2 separate regions of the Homo sapiens genome follow, and region 1 is linked to region 2. Evidence: chromatin loops called from intact Hi-C (ENCODE). Cell type or tissue: heart right ventricle. All regions are shown on one strand.

Evidence for each region. A loop is a pair of places that touch in the nucleus more often than their neighbours do. Peaks named below come from ENCODE experiments on the same cell type or tissue, not always from the same donor. Only the 100,000 strongest peaks of a DNase experiment are listed, where the experiment ranks them.
Region 1: it touches region 2 in a loop (4-fold over the local background); 4 of 110 quality-filtered maps call a loop at or near these places.

What each region holds. Positions count from the first base shown.
Region 1 is chr18:11,093,987-11,096,486 of GRCh38, reverse strand. All of the region lies in intron 1 of PIEZO2 (piezo type mechanosensitive ion channel component 2), which reads left to right. Among named protein-coding and RNA genes, the nearest start is that of PIEZO2, 54 kb to the left of the region's middle. In heart right ventricle, no CTCF peak of the experiment used is centred here; no DNase peak of the experiment used is centred here.
Region 2 is chr18:11,145,414-11,147,913 of GRCh38, reverse strand. All of the region lies in intron 1 of PIEZO2 (piezo type mechanosensitive ion channel component 2), which reads left to right. LOC124904249 (a long non-coding RNA gene) reads left to right here. Exons shown (of 2, transcript XR_007066288.1): 1 at 1-2,500. Among named protein-coding and RNA genes, the nearest start is that of PIEZO2, 2.9 kb to the left of the region's middle. In heart right ventricle, no CTCF peak of the experiment used is centred here; a DNase peak (open chromatin) is centred at 1,183; H3K27me3 peaks cover 2,500 bases.

The sequences.
Region 1 (2,500 bases), 51 kb after region 2:
ACCCAGAAACAGGGAGGCATTTGTCCGAGAGCTCTTAGGAGGCAGAACCAGGTGTGGAGCCCGGGACCAGGCTCCTGGATTTCTGCTCTGATGTCCACCTTTGTAAGCCTGATGCCTTTGGACAAGATTCAGCATTCAAAGCCAAGCAAATTATCACAGAAGCCAATGAAATGGTATTTGGTAGCAGGACATGGCCCCTAATGCTTGGGCCAGCAGGTTCCATTGGGTGGACAGGCTTGGTCTGGCAAAGGGCACGTGGTCCTTCTCATGGCTTCTTCACCCCAGGGCTCTAGGTGGCCACACCCCACAGCCAGGCTGGCGGTGTCTCAGCCACCTTGGGCAACAGAGTGAGGGCTCCATGTGGACCGGCTTAGAGAATGGAAGCCTCACTTGGACAGCTCCGCTGGTTCCAAGCCCTTTCCATGCAGTGGAGGCAAAGCTGCCTCCCTCTCATAGTCTCTCCTTGGGCACACACACAAGAAAGGTTTTTCAGTGTTGAATTTGGAAGAAGTGATATTTCTCCCTGACAGCATCTGAATTTAATTTATAGTCTTCTCCTTCAACTAACTACAAATAAACTTAAGGCCTTACTCAACAGCTGGGCCAGAGTATTATTTTTGGAAGTCATGGGGACCAGTAAATGGAAGGGGAAACTGATTCATTTCTATCTCTCTGATCATCTGCATCGGGGGATTTCAGGGCTATTTAGACAAAAGCTTCCAAATCGGTTGAAGTCCTGAGTTAGGATCCAGGAATCATATGAAGTAGGGGTTCATGTTGAGGTTATTAACTTTTATAAACCACAAAACAGGATATGCCTATTTATTTCCCAGTCCCTTTTGATCCTTGCTTGGTATGAATAAAATAATTTTCACTAGTGTTAGATGACTTTGTTATGTTTTATGCACTCTTAAGAAATATCTTTGGCCAACATGTTGCATTAACTCTAAAAATGGGAGGTGAAGCCAAAGTGTGGGCTGCAGTGGGGGCAGAGCCAATGTTGACCTGTGTTCTAACTGAGGTCTGACTTGGGGCAACTCGCTTCACGTTGCAAATGAAAGCTGTGCCAGTGTAGTGCATAGGGTCTCTCTTAGGTTACGCACACCGTGATTCCAAAACACTGAGTCAATGGTGTCTTTCTTCGTAAGTAGCTTGTGTCTTCCTGGCATGGCAAGAAAGGGAGTATTATTTATTTCTCACTGGATTCCAAGAGAAATGAGAAGGCAGCCAATGTCTAGACTTCAAGTCCAAGTGCTGATAAGGTTTTTGTTTATATCTGTGACCTATCAATGGAATAAGAATGGTCTACCTGAGTTCTGAGGCTCAGCAATTAATGGCCATTTTCACTCATTCCATGTAGCAAACTTGGGAATCTCTCCGCCATTCAAAAGAACTCAATCAGTGTCTCCCTGGCAGGAATGAGAGCCCTTTGATGTGGGGCAAGCTTTGCCAGTGTACAGGGCTGCAGCAGGCTCCTTCCACCCCCACACTTGGTGGCATAGTTTCAATGGCACACTGAAAATGGCCCTGGGGCCCCCTTCCAGCGGGTGGCTTTTGGAGCTGTAGGAAGAGGGGACAGAGTTCCTCAGATGGCTTTCAGTCAGGCCATCCCTGTGGTGTCTCACTGGACATTTTACTAAGTGCTTCTAAATCTGCAGACTAATGTTTACAAAGGAGAGACATTTTTATGAGAACTGGAAAATGATCCCAAGCAATGTTTAAAGATATTTTATAATTTATATAGAATAATCAGCTCTTCATCCAGCTCCCATTTTTCTTTCCTGTTAGAATCTGTACAGAAAAATTCAAAAGGAATTTCTTCACTTTATTGAGAGAAATGGAAGAGCAGCTGGAGTTAGGTAGGAAGGGCCAGGGTGCCGTTGCCATCTGTCTTCAGAGAGGGGACAGCGAGGCTTCTGAGTGCCTGCACTTATTAATTAGCGACTGCTTTTGGAGAGTTGCTGGCTTGCTGCTGTTACTCTCAGGCACCTACAACTGTCTGAGTCTCCTGCATGTTGGTCCTGTGTCTTTAAGAGAACTAAGTTGCTTTACCCATGAAGGCAGCTGTAAAATGGTGGAAAAGTCGTTAACTTGACTCAAAGCCCTGGTTTTGAGTCCTACTGAAACTACTTTTTCTCTGTGTGACATTGAGAAAATCACTTCGCCTCAGCTTCCCCATTTGTAAAATTTCAATGATAAATGGCTTCCCCAGTGATTTGGGAGGATTAACCTACCATACATACGTTCAAGCTGGAACATAAAGGAGCTAATCAAATTATCACAGTAGAGAGAAGAGCCTGGCCAACATGATGAAACCTGGTCTCTATTAAAAATAGAAAAATTAGCTGGGCGTGGTGATGAGCACCTGTAATCCCAGCTACTTGGGAGGCTGAAGCAGGAGAATCGCTTGAACCCAGGAGGCAGAGGTTGCAGTGAGCCGCAGTAGCACCACTGCACTCCAGCCTGGGCCCCAAGAGCGAGACACTGTCTCAAAAAAAGA
Region 2 (2,500 bases):
CTAGTCCCGCCTCCCAGCGGCCGCCCTCTCCAGATTTTAAAGGGTTAGAAAGCAGGGTTGGAACTCCTTGGGACTGGCAAGGGCCCAGGGAGGACCGCAAGGGAGCCTCCTCGACGCCCAGACAAGCGTTGCACCGTTTCCCCAGGACTGGCCTGGCGTGCAAAGCAACTGGGTGCTGCGTTCTGGGAGTCGGACCGTTTCTGATCTTCTCCTCAAACAGGCAGTGCCTGTGACATTGAATTCCTCTCGTAAGAATGCCGGGCCCTGGTTCTTTGCTCTCCCTCTCACCAACAAGAGCTAGGAAGTAGAGCGCTTTTCACCAAGTAGTAACTGTATTTACAGAGGGCGTGGCCTTCGCAGAAAAGGCCACCTTTTTGCATCTTGACCGAGGTTGATGACTCTGCATCTTGACCGAGGTTGATCACACCTGTGTTAAATGTTTTCTTTGTGCAAGCAATCGAATGGGGGCTGTAGCGTGATTGGTGAGGGTCAGGACAGTTGCCGGGAGAGTTTTTGTAACACACTTCGTGAGTGAAGAGTCTGGGAGGCGTCTTTTCAACAAACCTCAGCGGAAAACCCAGAAAGGCGCTCCGAGTGGAGGGAAGGTGTGGCCAGGCGGGGTCCCGGGGCAGCAGGAGGGACCCACGGGTGGATGCTGGCCTCGTTCTCTACTTTGCAGTTTGAGTTTCCATTTTGCAGGGGTCTAGTCTCACTCGCATAGATGAAGAGCTAAGCTTCCACAGAGCGGATATGCACCTCTCTCCCCGCCAGCTTGAAAAGCGATTTGGGAAAGGGATTCTTCAGGTGCCTTACACACAGAGGGTGTCACTGCTCAGGGATCATCTCTGTATCCTAAGCGCTTGGCACTGTGCCTGGCACATTTACTATTTGTGAATTGGAAGCTAGTGACCGAGTTAACAAAGGGCTTTTAGCATGAAGCGTGATTTATGGTCCTCAGTGCAGACCGGGGAGGGGTCCTGGGGAGTGGCACTAAGGTTAAAGGCCGCTCTGCTCCCTCCCAGTCCCTCTATCCACCGTCCTCCTCGCCACTGTTCCTGGAGGATGGACACCCTCTTCCCCATCCCCCATCCCGCTCTCCAAGGGACAGCAGCTCACTGTGACTGTTGGAAGAGTTAGGCATGTGGTTCCCTGCAGCCAGCTCGGTCCACTCTGTGACTTGGCACCAGTGGCGGAATGAAGTGCCAGCAGCGATTGCCTGCGACCTTGCCCTGAGCATAGGCTCTTGCAGGTTGGGCTCCCTGGACTCAGCTCACCTGCCTCCAAGCCCCGCGGATGCTGGGGTTGGGGCCTGTCAGTCCTACTAAAGGTTGGTGGCCTATGCTAAAAACTCCTTCAGTAGGGCTGTAGTACTCTGCCCTCCCAAGGGGAGCTGGCCTGGTTCACAGCACTCCCAGCTTGGGTTGCTGGGCACAGGGGCTCGGGGCGGTGACTCGCAGCCAGGGTGGAGGTGGGGGGACTGGGGTCTGGATTCAGCCCTGCCTCTCACCACTGGGACCCCCACCGAGCTTCTTCTGTGGTGCCCGCACACTGTTCACCTCCTGCTGGCTGGCTTGTGCCCCAGGGCAGGCTGGGGGCTCCCGCTGCCTGAGTCCACTTTGATCCTGGACTTTCTGGGAGGAGCTCGGCTTCCAGGGGCGACAAGATAATAACCTTGGCCAACATGCAAACTGCGTCTTGCCTCGGGGACAGCTGAGTCTGCCCAGGAGATCCTGGGGCTGCCTTCTTTATCCAGCTCATTCTTCAGGACTCCCACACCTCTCTGGGTTCAGGGAGACTAACCTGGGTGTGCGAGTGTGTGCATGACTGTGTAACAGTTTGTGTGAATGTGAGTTTGAGTGCATAAGTGTGAGTGTGCACATGTGTTATGAGTATGTGTGAGTGTGAGTATGAGTGTGTAGGGGGTTAGAAGGTAGTGGTCCCCCTTGCTCAGCCTGGAACCTGTTGCTTTCCCCTGCCCTAGGAAAAGCCTCATCCAGGAGAAAGCAGAGGAGGTGGACTGGCCCCTGGCTGGAAGAGAGCCTGAGCTCCCTGGGAGACCTGACCCTAGTGACCTCCTCACGTGTTGGGTGCTTAGAAAAGATAACCTGCATTCTGGAAAATTATTGACATCTTCTAATCATGATACTTACTTACAGGGATGAAAGAGGGCTGAGCAGATATGCCACCTTATTTGAGCATTTGATTCTTTTCTGCAAGAAGTGGAGATTTCCAAGGTTATTGGAGGGTTCTGGTCTGCCTACTCCCAAGGTGCTGCTAAGTCAAATATTCAGGTTTCTCTCCTGCGCATAGTGAGTGCAAAGGTCTGCTTGCCATTAGAATCGATTTTACATTTTAGCCATCTATTTTTATATCTGGAAAAGGCAGCCTTCAAAGCTAAGCCTTTGTAGAAGCTTACATATTTTCCTTTAAGCTCATTTCTTTAATACTGATGTTGAAATTTTCCTGCACAGAGATTCCTAGTGTTTTTACTTAATGATAG